Regions from separate parts of the Homo sapiens genome. Here region 2 is linked to region 1. A link is an interaction called in ENCODE POLR2A ChIA-PET data of the cell type or tissue named here. Cell type or tissue: endothelial cell of umbilical vein. All regions are shown on one strand. Links, peaks and the distances in the headings refer to the core of each region. The heading gives the core; the rest is flanking DNA. Region 1 holds the start of DNAH17-AS1 (DNAH17 antisense RNA 1). Region 2 overlaps CYTH1 (cytohesin 1).

What was found. Peaks named below come from ENCODE experiments on the same cell type or tissue, not always from the same donor. Only the 100,000 strongest peaks of a DNase experiment are listed, where the experiment ranks them.
Region 2: POLR2A ChIA-PET joins it to region 1 with 5 read pairs; 2 of 35 experiments call an interaction of 5 or more read pairs at or near these places.

Annotation. Positions count from the first base shown.
Region 1 is chr17:78,483,942-78,488,941 of GRCh38, forward strand. It overlaps DNAH17 (dynein axonemal heavy chain 17), which reads right to left. Exons shown (of 81, transcript NM_173628.4): 45 at 2,283-2,565; 46 at 2,019-2,192; 47 at 1,609-1,816; 48 at 927-1,092. DNAH17-AS1 (DNAH17 antisense RNA 1) reads left to right here and starts at 969. Exons shown (of 6, transcript NR_102401.1): 1 at 969-1,221. RefSeq lists enhancers at 482-621, 652-701 and a silencer at 772-1,001. In endothelial cell of umbilical vein, for the core only: no CTCF peak of the experiment used is centred there; no DNase peak of the experiment used is centred there; H3K4me3 peaks cover 316 bases.
Region 2 is chr17:78,675,773-78,687,365 of GRCh38, forward strand. It overlaps CYTH1 (cytohesin 1), which reads right to left. Exons shown (of 14, transcript NM_004762.6): 12 at 5,199-5,270; 13 at 4,418-4,572; 14 at 1-397. The coding sequence ends at 319. Among named protein-coding and RNA genes, the nearest start is that of SCAT1, 50 kb to the left of the region's middle. RefSeq lists enhancers at 1-165, 429-930, 931-1,430. In endothelial cell of umbilical vein, for the core only: no CTCF peak of the experiment used is centred there; no DNase peak of the experiment used is centred there; H3K27ac peaks cover 1,426 bases.

The DNA of each region.
Region 1 (5,000 bases), core at 1-5,000:
CAAAAATTAGCCGGCGTGGTGGTGGGCACCTGTATTACCAGCTACTCAGGAGGCTGAGGAAGGAGAATTCCTTGAACCCAGGAGGCGGAGGTTGCAGTAAGCCAAGATCGAGCCATTGCACTCCAGCCTGAGAGACAGAGCGAGATTTCTCCTCAAAAAAAAAAAAAAAAAAAAAAAAAAAAAAGACAACTGAACTGAATGTTCTCATCTTTCCAAACTGCAAACCTAAACGTGCCACCTTTGGTTTCTCGGTGCCGTTAGGAGAAAATCTGCACTCTGTCCCGAGGCCCTGGGATTCTGGCTGCAGCTGCCCTGGGCACCCTCTGCCTCTGGCTCTCACATCCTTGCCACACCGGCCTTCCTGGGCTTCTTCACGTGTGGCAGGGCATTTACACGTGGCAATCTCTCCACCCAGAATGCTCTCCCTCTAAGGTCCCACAGCCAGCAGGACACTGCTGCCAGCTTCCAGCTGTGCACCATCTCCCCAGGGGCATCTCTCTGCTGGGGCTCCCAGCTGGGAGGCTCCTCTGTGACTGCACTGGGGGTTTTCCTCAGGGCTCTTCCTTTACCGGGTAATGTGCTTCTTCCTCTCCCGGCGGGACAGACACCTCGGTGGAAGGGGGGAAGGAGGATCCCCCCCTCCGCGGGGGCTCTAGGCCACTGCTGCATGTTTGTGAAATGGGTGATGGACGAAACTGATAGAACCTCTCCCCTACCCTGGCCCTACCTCAATGCCTTGTGGCCCCACAAACTTGGGGGCCCAGCTACGACCCGTGTCTCCCTACCCACGTTGCAGCACCCCCCCCACCGCCCCACACCAGTCCTGCCCTACTGCCCTGGGGCTCCGCCTCTTCCTGCGCCCCGCCCTGGCCCCGCCCTCACCGCCCCGGGGCCACGCCTTCCCCTCCGGCCCCGCCCCGTCTAACCAGTGCCGGTGGTCCATGTGCTGCCGGATGAGGGTGTGCGGGGCCACCGTCCCATACTTGTCCACCTCGGGCATGTTCATGTCGTCGATGAAGTAGACGAGCTTCTTAGTGCCTGGCGGCCCGTAGTTCCTCCCCGATTTCTTCTCCAGCGGCTTCTCCAGCACCCCTAGAGAGGGCAGAGGGTCAGCTGCCCGCCTGCGCCTCCTGAGCCAGAGCCTGTTAGGTAGGGAGGGGCGCTACCTGCTTCCCCGGAGGACAGAAGGTGGGACCTGGCTGGGATCCAAGTTTACCAAAGGTACCTGCCCTGGGAGTGGCCCTTGAGGGGGCACCGGGTACAGCCCCAGGAATAAACAGAGCGATCAGAGGCGAGGGTGGCAGGAACCTTGCTCTCCGTCACCTTTGGGTCGCCTTAGATTGGCTGAGACACTCCCGGGGGACCTGCTGCCTCGACTGGCCATCAAAACCCCATCACCATGCCCACAAGGGAGCACCAGAAAGAGGGGTCCCGGCTGCTCCTCCTCTGTCTCCGACTCAGGAAGGAAAGGCCAGCGGGTGGGGCATGGGAAGTGAGGAGGTGCAAAGTGGCTAGTGAGTGCCTGGGCCTGCAGTGAGAGGGGACAGGAGGGAACGGGGACTGGCGGGGGGCAGCCGGGTAGGCAGGGCGTGGCCGGACCAGCCTCACCCTGCAGCATGGCTGAGGTCGTGTAGAAGTTGAAGGGCACAGCCTGCACCAGGTAGTTGTCCGTGTTCAGGCTTTCCAGCTTGTCCCCCATCAGCACCGACTTGCCCGTCCCCGCGTTCCCCACCAGCATCACCGGCCAGGACTTCTCCATGAGCAGGTCCATGAAGTAGCGGATGCGGATGGTTTCCGTGGTGTGGACCAAAGAGGCCTGGGGCAGGGGAGGGAAGGGGAGGGAGCTGTGATTCTCAGACACTTCTGCCTCTCGTGGGTGTGCAGGCCATGTTCTACCGAACAGGTCCTAATGTTGAAAATCGGTTGTGTTTGGACATTCCGTGCAGGCGTGTGGAGGGTACTGCACCGATTCCTGCCTCTAAATCACCAGTCGGTGGCCCTGCTTTGGGGACAGTTACCTGCAGTGGGACATCGGGATCCAGCTCAAAGGAGGGCACTTTATCTGTCCAGGGCAGGAACTTTTTTGTGTCAGGATCAATGTAGTAGTCAAAAATCGTTCCCTGCGAGGGGAACTTGATAGTCTTGAATTCGTTGATCCACCATTTACTGAACTCCACTCGATAATCCACAAGCTGTTGAGACACAGAAGTAAAAATCAGGGCCCAGCTAAGCAGGATGCTGAGAGACCCTGTGTGGGTGGCCGGGCCCCCCAGGTGCATCACCTGGTCCTGGAACATGGCGCCACCGAAGGCCCAGAAGCAGGTGAACACGAAGTACAGCTCGTACAGCTCCCTGGGGGAGTCGGGGGGCACGGTCTTCTCCGTGAGCAGGCACTCCAGCAGGTACAGAATCGTTTGGATCACCGTGATCTCCGGCACTGGCGTGATCTTCTTGAACCCAAAGCGCAACTTGTCCAGGCACGTGGGCAGGTACTTGTCAAAGAGGATCATCAGGTTGGCCTTCTCCGACTGCACCTTGCGCCTCTCGATCCAGCTGCTCACCACCCTGGGGGTGACAGGAGGCGCCGATGACACAGCCGCTGCTCTGGGTCTGCCAGTGTCCCTGCCTTGGTAAACGCCCCTCCCTACCTCCACCCAATTCTGCTGGGGCTGCCCTCAGGGTCACCATGCCTGCATGGCAATGGGTCCAAACGAGGGTGCCAGAGGGGCCAGTTGCAGGCCCTGAAAGGGTCGGAGGAGGATGCCAGGGTCGTGGGGGCTGTGCCCTCTCTGGGGTTGCTAGCTATGGGGGTGCTGTAGGTCTAGAACAGTTGGAAGCCATTCTTGCTACCACACGGGAAGCACATACCAAGGGCTGGTGGATGGGGCAGAACAGAAAAGGAGAAAGATCTCATGATGTCATGTGGGGGGCACGAAGGTGGGGACAGTAAGGGAGCAGAAAGGAGAGACAAGGATAGGAGCAGGGACATTTCATTACATCATCTGGACTCCTGAATCCAGCCATGCCTGAAGCACCCCTTGGTGCTTTTTTTTTTTTTTTTTTTTTAAGCTTCAGTTAGTTTGAGTTGAATTTGCCATGTTCAGTGTAAGAGTACAAATCAATACAACCAGCAATCCTTGAAGAGCCGTGCCAGACTGTTGGCCACAGACATCTCTGGGTGGCTCGTGTGGAGGTGGCCCACCACGGCGGTGAGGGGTGTGGACTCTGGGGCCTGACTGCCCAGGCTTGAGTCAGCTCTACCATGGCCAGCTGCTGCTTTAGGCAGGTTACTGCACATGCCTGAGTCCCTGGTTTCTCATCTGTAAACAGGGGTGATGTTTCCATGACCCTCATTTCCAAGGACTACATGGGCTGATATTTTTAAAGCTCAGAGAAGGGGGCCTGGTCCAGGGTAAGTGTTGCCAAATCAGCATCTGCTGAAAGCATCACTAGTGCCTGGCCCCCTCGAGTGCCAGTGAGCTCAGCACGTGCATCATTTCCAGGATGCCCAGGGCCTAAGCAGGAAGCTCCTGTTAACACACACAGCCAGCCTGCCCTGCGCTGACCGGCAGACGTGCCTCTTTAGACAGAGACTCATTTTTTTTCTTCTTCTGAGATGGAGTCTTGCTCTGTAGTGCAGGGGTGCGATCTCGGCTCACTGCAACTTCTGCCTCCTGGGTTCAAGCAATTCTCCTGTTTCGGCCTTCCAAGTAGCTGGGATCACAGGCGTGCACCATCACACCTGGCTAATTTTCATATTTTTAGTAGAGACAGGGTTTCGCCACGTTGGCCAGGCTGGTCTTGAACTCCTGACCTTAGATGATCTGCCCGCCTCAGCTTCCCAAAGTGCTGCGATTACAGACATGAGGCACTGTGCTTGGCCAGACACACACTCTTCTGTGAGTGTGCTCTGGGGGAGCTCCGCTTCTTCCTGAACCTCTATCACAAGAGAGAATTAAGAGCTGAACGTCTTTGCCGCATAGCACCCTGTATTATCCAGCGTAATAGAGTAAACCTTTCTATGTCCCTAAGCGAATCAGGGTGTCTCCATGCCTGTCGCAACTAAGAACTGAATTCCAAGTCCAGTTGGTCTTCAGTAGGGGAGATTGATTTGCAAATCTACGCAGAGGCTGCTGCTTTCTGCCTTCTACTTTGAAGATGTTTGTGTCAAAAATTTGTGATGCTGCCTTGGTAGGAGTCACTGAGTGCGGGTCGGTGTGTGTGCTGTCTCTGATATGCGTAGCACAGGCCCCAGGAGAGACACATGCTTGCGAGACAGGCCGACTTTCTCACCTCTGGTCCATACGGCTTCTTGCCCTGTCCCCAAGGCCATCCTGGGTGCATCCGGCATCCCTGCCCCTGGCAGTTGCCTATAGGAGGGCTGCTCCTGCTGTCTGGGGACCCTGTGTCTGCTTCTCGCCCATTTCCATTCTCTCCTCTGCCAATACTCAGGTCTCCTCCTCCTGCTTCCTCCAGGTCACTCCTTGGAGGTGTCCAGTTCCTGCCTTGGCCCACGCTGCCTTCGTTTCTGGCTCCCTCTTCTCTGCTCCCATAGGGTGTCCCCCTGAGGACTCCACGATCCTGTCTTTTTCCTGTCCCCGTGTCTCAGCAGCTCCTACCCAGGCTTCATTTCAGTTCCCCGGACATTGTCTTTGCCTACCCTGAAAACTCCCACACATGGTACAGTGGGTAGGATGGTGGTGCTACAAAAGAATGTCCACCCAGAACCCAGAATGTGCCCTGATTTGGAGAAAGGGCATTAGCAGATGTCATCAAGGATCTTGAGACAAGATCATCCTGGATTTAGGGTGGACCCTGAATCCAATGACTGTGTCCTTATAAGCAAATGGGAAATTTGGACACAGACATACAGAGAAGGCCACGTGGAGACAGAGGCGGAGATGGGAGGGGTGTGTCCATAAGCCAAGGGATGCCAAGGACCGCCGAGAGCCCCCAGGAGCTGGGAGAGAGGCCTGGGACAGGTTCTCCCGCAGAGCCTC
Region 2 (11,593 bases), core at 2,572-7,571, 190 kb after region 1:
AGTTGGCTCTGAGCTCTGCTACCAGAACACTGAGCAGAGAAACTGGCCAGGAGGCTGCCCTGCCGACAAGAGCTCTGCCCTGTGAGAGAGGAAGGCTCTGGAGCCCATGCTGGACAGGTGGCCGGTCCTCTCTTCCCCAGTGATAACTGCCCACCCTTCTCCCACTTAAAAAAAATAGCAAAAGCTGAAGCTAGTCTCTAGGAATCCAGGGCGGGGCCTGGCAGAGGACGCTCTGCTCGGCAGCAGTGCATCCATGGAGGTGCGGGAGAAGAGCAGGAGCTCCAAGGCCCCCGCAGACCAACGCCCTTGGCTGCACGCTCAGTGTCGCTTCGTGGAGGAGACCTTCTTTTTCCGTGCTGCGAGCATTTCGTAGAAAGGGTCCCTGCTGATGGCTGCTCTGGAGCACAGAAAAGGGAGAAAACAGAGACGTGAGGGACAGAATCAGAAGAAACACACCCAGGCAGGGGATTCTCAGGGGCCCCTCGTGCCCCAGAACACCTGTCCCACCCCACCATCACTGCAAAGGCCAAGTTAGCGTCCTCCACCCTTGCTGTGTCCACACAGTGACCTAAGGTGACACACTTCGAAAGAGACACAGGAACACGTGACAAGAAAATTTTGGGGTTTTTACCTGTTTCAACATAATAATCAATTCACATTTAGGAACAGAATCATACCACATTCTTACAGCTATATTCCAATTCAGAGAAAAAGACTGGTGCTTGAGTTTCCATGATGACATCTGACTTTGCTTTGCAGCAGCGAGTGCCACGTAATCAAGCCGTGTCACATGCAGTCCTCTGGCACGGGGTGTGTGATAGCTGGCATGGTAATGCAGTGGGGCCTTCCAAGCCCCCCACGTGCACCTGCTCAGTAACTAAGGCTCCATGACTCTGCAGGCGGCACTGCCCAGCACGATGCTGCTGGTGGGGCACCATGGACAGACCGGCTGGACCTGGCTGGGTCTCCGGTGCACAGGGAGGGGGCCCGAGCTCATGCTTGTGCTACAGCCTCAAAGACAGCAGCGCAGGCCGCGCCGCGGGCTGGAGCACCTGCAGTGGACTGGCAACACCACAACCCTATGTCTGCCATTCTCGACTTTCAAGCAACTTATGGTCTAAAAGTCCTGACACTTAATTTCTTTCCAGGGAAGCTGTATCCTAAGTGATGATTTGTTCCAGAGCTCGGGCACAAGCCTCCTGACTGCAGGCAGGGCACTCACCCCTGCTGAACGGTGGCACCAGCAGCTGCTATGGCTCTCCTGGGCTGACCTGGAACCTATTCACAAGAGACAGTGTGTCCATGAGAAAATGCTTCCGCAGCTCCCCGGGGAATGCTAGGAACTGAAGAGCACTAGAAACATGTCCCGATGGGATCTCACTGGGAAGCGGTCTGACCACCTGAAGTGCTTTCACGAGGGAATCTGGCGGCCGGGACACCTGCTTTCATGTTTGGAGGTGTTGGGGTGAATCTCCCTTGGCTTCCTGGGTAGGCCAACCCTTTCGGGTAAGCTGGGGGGTTCTGCAGAGAGGTGCGTGTGGCACTGCCCTGTGTGCAGAGGCAGAGTGTCAGGCGATGAGGGGGGCTGGGCTGCGGTCGGACACCAGGCCCCAGGCCCGGCCCTGCCTGGCCCTGCCTGCTGCTTCTCAACTCCCGCTTCCTCACATGCAAGCTGGAGATGCCCCACCTCCACCTCCCTGGGTTCCGGAGAGTCAAAAAGAGATCCCATATTCAAAGAGCACATCTCAGCGCCTAGCCGACACACTCGATGGCAGCCGCTGTTACCGCTGACACGCAGTTCTACTGCTGTACCTCTGGGTACAGCGTGAAGAAAGTCCCAGCATTAGAGAACACACCTGATTCTACAGAACCGAATGCTGGGACCACCCACACGCAGGGGCACTAGAACTGAGGGTGCTGGGAACTCCAGGAAAAGCACTTCGTGAGAGGAAAACACGTCCTGAACTTGACCTCGAAAGCCTTTCTGGCAATACTGGGGAGGAGGCATCCACCAGCCAGATCATCTTCCTGCTCCTGTTGTCACCAATGTTTCCACTGGGAGGAGTATCTAGGGCCAAGGACAGCTGAGGCTGCACGGTGGTTACCAGTGCAGCTGCATGAGTCACACTGCTCAGGTTTGAGGACCAGCTCCACCTCTGTGGGGTTTTGGACAACTTACTCAACTTTGCTGTGCCTCAGTGTCCCTCATCTGTGAAATGGGGATAATCCTAATGGTCCCACCTCGCACTGGGTGCAAGAAGGTTTGAGGACAGTGTGCCTGCAGAGTGCCAAAGGGGGTGTCTGCAGATCCCGAGGCTGAGGCCAGCCCGCTCCGGGACAGAGCAGAGGAGTCCAGCAAGCCCACAGGAGAACTTGGCACTCACGCTCATGAAAGGATTGAATGATTCTAAATGTGACTTTGAAAAATGCTTAGTTTTTCTGACTATAGAAGTAAAAACCATATGAAAGACACATGTACAAAACCAGCCAAAACTGTTTTGAAAGACCAGTGAGGGAGGACAGGGAACTCGCCAGCCAGCACAGTCAAAGGACACCACGATGCCACAGGGGGAGGGGCGGGCGGCGCTCACGCTGGGAGGCGCGGTGGAGCAACAGGTGCATGAAGCGTGGTGGGGGAGCTGGGTACACTCTAAGGAGAGCATATGAAGTCAGTGGGGGCGATGCCAATGAATCCATAAATGGTGTCCGGACCATCAGCTATTCATTCATGAGAACAAACTTAAACCCTTACTTCAAATCTTATATAAAAAATACATTTCATAATGATTCAATAAATTTTTTTTTCAGTATGTTAAAAAAAAGGATACCGGTCCCCCACAACACTGCTGTTTTCTTCCCCAGAACACAGGGCTGGTGCCATTACTGGTAGGGGACTCTGAAAACACCGTGGCACCGCGTCTGCTCAATGGAGGGTGGGCTGGCCCCCGCTCAGGGCCACACTTCCCATGATGGCTGTCATGCCAGGGAAGCTGCCAAACCCCATGCCCACTACACAATCTCATTTAATCCTCAAAAGAGCCCCATGAGGCAGAAATGACCTCTATCACACAGAAGAGGTAGGTTACCCACCTACCAGGCACTGCGCTCAGAGAGACAGAGCGAGGAGTCTCAGCGCAGCGTGACCTGGCGCCAAATCCATCCTCTCTCCAGCTGGTTCCTGTCTGTTTTCATTGCATGAATTTTCAGATTACTTTTGAGAGGATAAATCATCTATTCCTTTCCCTCCATCATCACATCATCTCCATCTTCAGTCAGTTTTAAGGTATTTAGCTTGGGCCAAAACCTACACTGGTCTGAGTAGAAATACCAAAAGATAAAACAAAGGCTAGAGGATATTGCACACCCTCGGGAACGGGGCTGTAGCCTGGGTGGGAGAAAGCCCGTCACACAGTACACAGAGGACTTACAGGGACCTTCGCAGTCACCTGTGGGCACATTCTCCCTGTCTTCCAGGTGAAGTCACACAGGCAGCTGAGGAGTCTTTCTCAGGAAAACAGCTAGGTGAACTCTCATGGATGAAGCACCAGGAGGGAGAGGGCAAGGCTGTGCTCTTAGGAGAAAGGATCACTGAGAGAAGGCAAAGTCAGAATGCTCACTGCTGACCCTCGCACAGGGACTGGAGGGAGGAGAAAGCATCACTGAGAGAAGGCAAAGTCAGAATGCTCACTGCTGACCCTCGCACAGGGACTGGAGGGAGAGCCAGGCAGACCAAGTCCCAGGGAAGAACATTAAGCAAGAGAAGCCAACTGACTTTAGAAAGCCATGTTTCCAGATACTTGTCACATGAGGAAATTTCCAGCCCCGTGATAGACCTTACATGGCGTGGCCCAGTGGAGCCAACAGAGCCGAGAGGTAGGAGTCAGAGGCCTGGACTTGGGAGCTCCACTTCTTAGCTGTGGAACCCTGAGGAAGCTTCTCCCTCCTCCCGGACCTTGGATCACGGTATGTGACTTCCAGCAAATTTCTTAACCTCTATGGGCCTCAGTTTCCTCATCTGTAGCTAGGAAAATGGTGTCTCACAGGATTCACAAATTACAGAACATGACTACTATCTCCTCTGAGCTGTCACTATGAGAATGAGAGCGGCTTCGTCAGACACAGAAAGACCAGTTGAGCAGATGGCATCTGTGTGGGTAGCTCACTCGCCTCTTCCTATTTTGGGTCTATGAGGACACGTGGGGAACCCAGATGGGACGTGCTCTCTTACATATGCTATAATAGCCAAGAATCCAAAGGCCTCCTGGGAAGCCGTCAGCTGGGAACCAGGACGAAGCTTCCCTAAGAACTTGGAGCACAGAAGAGATGCGGGCGGCATGTTTAACCACTAAGATGATCAACACCTGGTGAGGTGAGGGCTGCACCAGGCGCGCACTGCCCTTTCTCAGCAGTCACTTACTTAATGCACTTAATCCACTCCTCCTTCTCCTCGGGCGTCGGAGCTGAGATCCGGTAAACAGTGTGGTTCCCCTCCACCACCCGCCCGTCAGCCTCGGTCTTGCAGGCCTTGATAACTTGGTCTTTATTGTCGGGGATATAAAGCTCAAAGCAGTTCTGAGAATCAAAACAGAGAGGGAGAGAGTGGAGCAAAGGAAGCTGTTAACTGAGAAACATGCTGATTTCTTTCCCCAAAACCCCTTTCTTCTGACCTTCACAAAATACAAGGAATACATATTTTCCTGTGGAAAAGTGAAGCCTAGAAGCGGAATTCTAGAGACTGTAAATTGTATAGAAGTCAGTCTCGTTTGCAAACACACCGGCCTGATATAAGCTGGCCCCACTTGCAATGTACGTAAAATGCGGAGAGAACTGCAGGTGACTCACGACTTTAACTTCAAGCCAGTAACATCCTGACAGCCCAAAACAAAGGAAAACTAAACGGGAGGTGTCCCAAGGGTATAAACTACATAGCCCACTCCTGCGTGCTTGCCGCTGCCATTGCAGGAGGGGCAACTTCTACACCCCATGTGACATTCACTAAGTGAAACGATAAAGCAGACAGACGGCACAGGAAGAAGTGATTTCGAGTCTCATCTTTGGCTTGAACAATATAATAAAAAATTAGACTAAATAAAAGCCTGATCACGCTTTTCAGTTTTTTGGTTTTGAGTTTTTTAAAAAAAATCTTTGAAATGCCCATCCCCTTTCTCCCCTCAAAATATCTCAGCAAAAATACTCACTGGTTTTTTGGAGTCCTCCACTTCCCGGATACTCAGATTCTCTAAAGGGATGATTCCACGGGGCTCCTTATCCTACAGAACAGTTGAAGAGAGGAAGTTTAAGATCACAGTTTAAGGACACACACTGTCAGATTCCTCGCCGGTGACTCAGCCGAACTTTCCTGCTTTCTCCCAGGACATGAAGTTCATAAATCAGCCTGAGGGAACTCCTTACATTCTAAACAAGAATAACACCAAAAATGTCTGAGGATTGTCAATATAACTGCTAAGTCCTCCGCGAGTAGAAAGACCAGAAGATTCAACAGACACCGTGAGAGTGTGGCCGGCAGTGACCCGGGCACGGTCCTCAAGCAGGGAGTGTGCGGGCCCCTTTCCCTCTTCCCTTTGCCTGGCTCTCCCACTCACCTCTGAAGCCTCAGTTCTGGGGCAACAACTCCAGGAAGCCTTTCCTAGTTTCACCCTAGCGCCCCGATGCCTGGGACTGCAGCTGTGGGTCTGACCATTAACCACTCACTGCCTCTGTCCATCGCCCCACCGCCAGACAGTACAATCCTCAGAGACACTGCCATCCTGACAACTCCACCTGGATTTCCAAAGGCACCTTGACTCCTGTCCAGAACAGAGCTGCACCCGCCAACTAGTCCCATCTCATCTACAGAGGGCACGGCACCGCAGACACTTCCAGCACACGCCTGACGGCAGTTTCACAGTCCCCTGATATCCAGCCAACCCATGGCCAAGTCCTAGCACTGTTAAAGTCTTTATATTTGGCCAGGAGAATGGTGTGAACCCAGGAGACGGAGCCTGCAGTGGGCCCAGATAGCGCCACTGCACTCCAGCCTGGGTGACAGAGCAAGACTCTGTCTCAAAAAAAAAAAAAAAAAACCAACCAGTTCTATGAGTTCTCTAAAAGCGAAAAAGAGTCTTTCAGCCATTTCCCCATCCTGGCTAGCAACTATTTCCAACTTCTTCAAGCCAACCTGCTTGGTCTTTACCTCTGTATCTCACACATCTCCAAAATACCATATTAGAACTGCCTTTTGACTGCTTGATTTTAGATGTTATCTACAGAAGAGGACTGAGCTCCTCTTACCCGGGCATATTCATATTCCCCGTCCTCCTAAAATAACTATCTGGTCATCTGAGGTAGGGCTATACACAGTGTCTTCATTAACACCACGTTTCTCTTCCGACCTGTGCCATATAGTGAACTTCCTAATTTTTTCCTTCCTGAAAAGCTTCCTTCCCCACTGGAACCAAAATTATGGAGGGTGGAGAAGTGGGTTGTTCCTTTGATTTATATTTCTGTGACCTTACCACCAAAACCAATTGCAAATGGTTAACCTCTTATCAAAATCTCCTTGCTAATGCTAATTTGTATCAGGCATCCTATTAATTTTCATTTCTTGAAGTAATCCTTCCTGGAGCCTCTGAAACCTGTTCCAGTCTGGACTGGTTGCCTTGATACTCGGTAAACTGCTTCATCCTTAACCTCAGCACTCTCCATTCCAGAGCACTCTTCCCTCCTCTCTTGAAACAAGAGGTTTCAAGATCTCTGGTTTCCTACAGCCAAGGCCTTTGTCCTCCACCAGCATCCTGAGAAAGGGTGTGTGGGTGGTAACATTTCTGAAATCTCACTTGGCTAAGAATGTTTCTATTGGACCCTCACACCTGGCTGCTATCTGGCTGTGCCTAACAGTCTAGGCTGGACGTGACCCTCCTCCAAGACTGGGAAGCCCAGCATTCCTGCCTTCAGCATTCAATATCACCCTACACAAAGCTGTTCTGGTTGCTGGTGCTTTGCACACGACTGCCGTCCTCTGTGTCCTCAGTGTTCTGAGGCCCCCTAAGGAGGCAGCCTTGGCGTGCATTCATTTTCAGTCATCATGCAGGGTATTCAGTAAGCCTTCCAACCTGGAAACACATCCATCGTTTGGGGGAGGTTTAAAAAAATTATTTTGTCAAGGGTTACCCCCTCTTTGTTTTCTCAGCTTCTCTGGAACATGCTAGACCTCCTGGACTAGTTCTTCTTTGGAAAATAAAAGTCTTTCCTTTATTATTTTCCCTCTGCCTTTTTATTCTTTCTGGGAGATTTTCTTAATGCTTTTCTTCCAACTTTTCCATTGAGTTTTCACTTCTACCATGCTTTGAATTTCCAGGAGGATTTTTTTTTATTATTTTTGTTCCGTGGCTTCATACAGGATCCTGTTCTTGTTTCGCAGCTGTGATGTCACCTGAGACGGCTGAGTCTCTTCACAGCTGGTGGTGGACCCTTCTTCTTCCTGGACCCCTCCCTCTCTCTCATCCAAGTTGCTCTTTGGCTGTTCGGCTGCTTTGGTCTCTACCTGCTCTCAGCCGGCAGGAATTCCTCAGGTATCTGGGACTCCTTGGTTGTCCCATTTGAAGAGTGGAAGACTAAGAGCTGACTGGGACCTGAAGCCTGTGCACTGTGACCATCTACAAGGGCCCTCTCACTAGGCTGTCTGCTGGGGAATCTGACTAAATAACCTCACGCATCTCTTCTTGGGCAGAGAAGTTTCCCACTCTGTCTGCAAGCTACAGACCTGGCTACCTGTGGTTCTGAGAGCTGAGTGAGGAGAAGCTGGGGGTGGGAGAAGTCCTCAGCATTCGAGAAGGCTGCATTTACCCCACACTCCTGTCTGGGGAAAATGCCCCCACCTTCAACTGGGCCTAGAGTCCCTCATCCAGAAATGCTTGGTCAGTCTCTCCTGTGAGCGAGCACTCAGACTTCTGCCTGGGTGGTGGGGACAGGCCCTCAGGGGCATGAGGTGAGGGCAACAGCTGGTCTGTTTCCTAAACAGTTCTCAGCCAATTCTGCTTCTGGTTTTTACCCTCCCCATTCTCACTTCTAGGGTTTAATTGGTGCCTGCACCTTTTGAGGATTCCGCTGGGTTAACTGGGTTGAGGCATCACCAGGCGAGCAGGTGGGTGGTCTAAGAGTAATCACACTTTGGACCTCAATAAGTATGTGACATAATGTATACTCTTTGACTGGTGAGGCCTGCGGCATCCAGGTTACATATGCATGATGCACATTCTTGATGGAATATGATTTTAAACCAAGATGATTTACACCCATGCTCTTCAGCCTGGGAGTGGGGACCAGGTTATAAGAAGACCCTCCTGGTCACCGGGAGAACCCACTGGGGATTCTGGTATCCTTCCTGGCCCCCCCTCTTTCCTGCTCCATCCTGCAGAGCGTGGCCCTCCTCGCTCTTCTCAGCACACTCATCCTGCCACTTGAGAATTGGCTTGAGTGAGCCAGCATCGCAGACAGGTGCTCACGCTATCCCTCAGTGCTGGAGTGAAAGAAGAATGAGAACCACTGATGGAAACAACTAAACGTTAAGCTGCTGGGCAGCAATGTAAAATCCCAAATATTAAAAAGGCCCCTGCCTAGAACTTTCACTGGACTCTGGCAGGCCTAATAACAGGCAGGCTGCACCCCTCAGTGATGACTTGTGTGTGCCCAATAACCACTCCCTTCCCCTGTGAAGAGGGAAATAACCGAGGCCAACGTCTTTGGCTTTTTAAATTTGTCTTTAAGAACAATCACTGTTGCTGTAAAAATACGAATTGCTTATTATAAAGAACTAAATATTGTAGAAAAGAATACAGGTGAAAGGTTTAAAAATACTCCAAATCCAATCACTCCTAAATTATCATTGCTGACATTAGGTGAAGATATTTTGTGTGTGTGCAGAGAGATGGAGAAAAACAGGTTTTATGAAAATGGGATATTTCGAGTGGTATTATTTTCATAAAACACATTCTATTTTAATTGTTTAGAATTTAACAGGGGGAAAAAAGGAAGCAGAAACTGAAGAATTGTTGAACTTCAAAGTAAATGTTTCTTTACCACAAGAGTTCCTGAAATAACCTTATTCAAGTTAAGACAAAGAAGTTTATGAAAACATTAAGAGGTCTGACCAGGCATGGTGGCTCACGCCTGTAATCCCAGCACTTTGGGAGGCTGAGGCGGGCAGATCACGAGGTCAGGAGTTTGAGACCAGCCTGACCAACATGGTGAAACCCCATCTCTACTAAAAATACAAAAATTAGCCGCATGTGGTGGCACGTGCCTGTAATCCCAGCTACTCAGGAGGATGAGGCAGGAGAATTTCTTGAATCCGGGAGGCGGAGGTTGCAGTGAGCCACTGCAAGATCGTGCCACTGGACTCCAGCCTGGGTGACAGAGCAAGACTCTGTCTCAAAAAAAAAAAAAAAAAAAAAGGTTTTACTTATTCTTTTAAAAAATACAACATGCTTCCATTTTAACAATATTTCTTGACTCTGCATTTTAAAAAGTACAAAATCTTCTAATTCTTCACATTGTTCCTCCTCCCACCTCCTGATTTTTATTATTTCACTTTTACATTGTCCAGGTTTATAACATTCATGGTACGTCCTGCAGCCACAATTTCTGGTTAATTAGTATTTGTTTTATATTTAAGCATATTTTAGTATTAGCTCTATATTTAAGTTTATTTAGCTATTACTTCTATATGAGTATATTTAGCTATTAGTTCTATACTTAAGTATATTTTGGTATTAGTTCCATACTTAAGTATATTTTCGTATTCTGAACTTAAGCATATTTTAGTATTAGTTGTATATTTAAGTATTAGTTCTGTATTTAAATGAATAGTTCAATGCTCACTACCAGTCTTTTACTTCCCAGGGCCTTTCTTGTGATTCATTCTCTTACGTGCTGGATGTTACTGTCAAGCAATTTTTTTTTCAAGAAGGTTCCAAAGTGCCGCATTTCACATGTTTTCTTCAGGAGAGTGCGGCCAGCTGTGCTTTACTTAAACAATAACGTGGCTGGATAAAGGGTCTTGGGTCATTCTTCTCTTCAAAACTGTGCAGACCTTGATACTTTAATTTCTGGGACTAAAAGCTGCTGGAGATGATCTGCTTTTTCCAACAGAACGACCAGACACTTGGCTCCAAGTTCAATGGTCTAAGGGGCCAGGCTTTGGAGCGACCCTTTCTGTAACAGTTTCCTGAAATACGGTGTCTTCTTTGATTTGCAGATTCAGGGCTTTTTCCTCTTTCTCAGGGAAATCACCTCATGCCACACTGTATCTTTGATTCTGCAGACACCAATTACTCTGGTATTATTGGGATCGTCTTCTGTTCTCTGCATCTGCTAGCTTTTCTCTCATTGTTTTAATACTTGTCTTTTTCAGATATAATCTCTGTGATTGGCTCAAGCGTTTAAGACATTATATTTATAGGACATGATTATATTTTCAGCTAATTTGTTCCACTCCTTAAAGTTTTAACTTACCTTTAAGAATAAATAAGTTATAATTCTATGATTATATATTAATGGTTGCACTGTAAGTATATGCTATTGCTTGGGTTCTCACTTGTTTGAAGACGGAAACCTTGCTTTTCTGGCCTTCCAGCTGGCTCTGGTAAATCTGTGAGTGACCCCTGGTTCTCCTCCTGTGAATCTCTGATCTGCTTGTGTCCCCCTAACCACTTACCCTGACCTGTGGTGGGCGGCCAGGTGTTCTGCATTCTAGCATATTATGCAGTCTCGTAGAGAATGGTGAGTGGTGGGAGAGCTCATCGAAGATACTCCCCGAGTTCTGGTCTTTCCTCTCGGATTGTAAGTATCCAACGTCAGGGTTTGCTCCATCTATCTGGGCAGCAGTCCCCAGCCTTTTTGGTACCAGGAACTGGTTTCATGGAAGACAATTTTTCCACGGACAAAGGCAGGGGAGGGAAGATGGTTCGGGATGATTCGAGCACATTACATTTTTTTAAGTTAATTAATTTATTTATTTTTATTTTGGGGGGCACAGTTTTGCTTTTGTTGCCCAGGCTGGAGTGCAATGGCGAGATCTTGGCTCACCGCAACCTCCGCCTCCTGGGTTCAAGCGATTCTCCTGCCACAGCCTCCCTGGTAGCTGGGATTACAGGCATGTGCCACCACACTTGGCTGATTTTTTATTTTTAGTAGAGACGGGGTTTCTCCATGTTGGTCAGGCTGGTCTCGAACTCCCAACCTCAGGTGATCTGCCCACCTTGGCCTCCCAAAGTGCTGGGATTACAGGAGTGAGCCACCGCGCCCAGCCTACATTACATTTATTGTACACTTTATTTCTATTGTTATTATACTGTAATATATAATGAAATAATTATACAACTCACCATGATGTAGAATCAATGGGAGCCCTGAGCTTGTTTTCCTGCAACTAGATAGTCCCATCTGGGGCTGATGGGAGACAGTGACACCCAACATGTGTTGCTTGTGTCCAGTCTACTCTGTAATCACTCTTTGGCTGCTGTCACTGCAGAAAACACTGCTTCACAAAGACAGGATGTTGGGCGTGGAAGCAGGCTTTCAGTGCTTTTGGGGC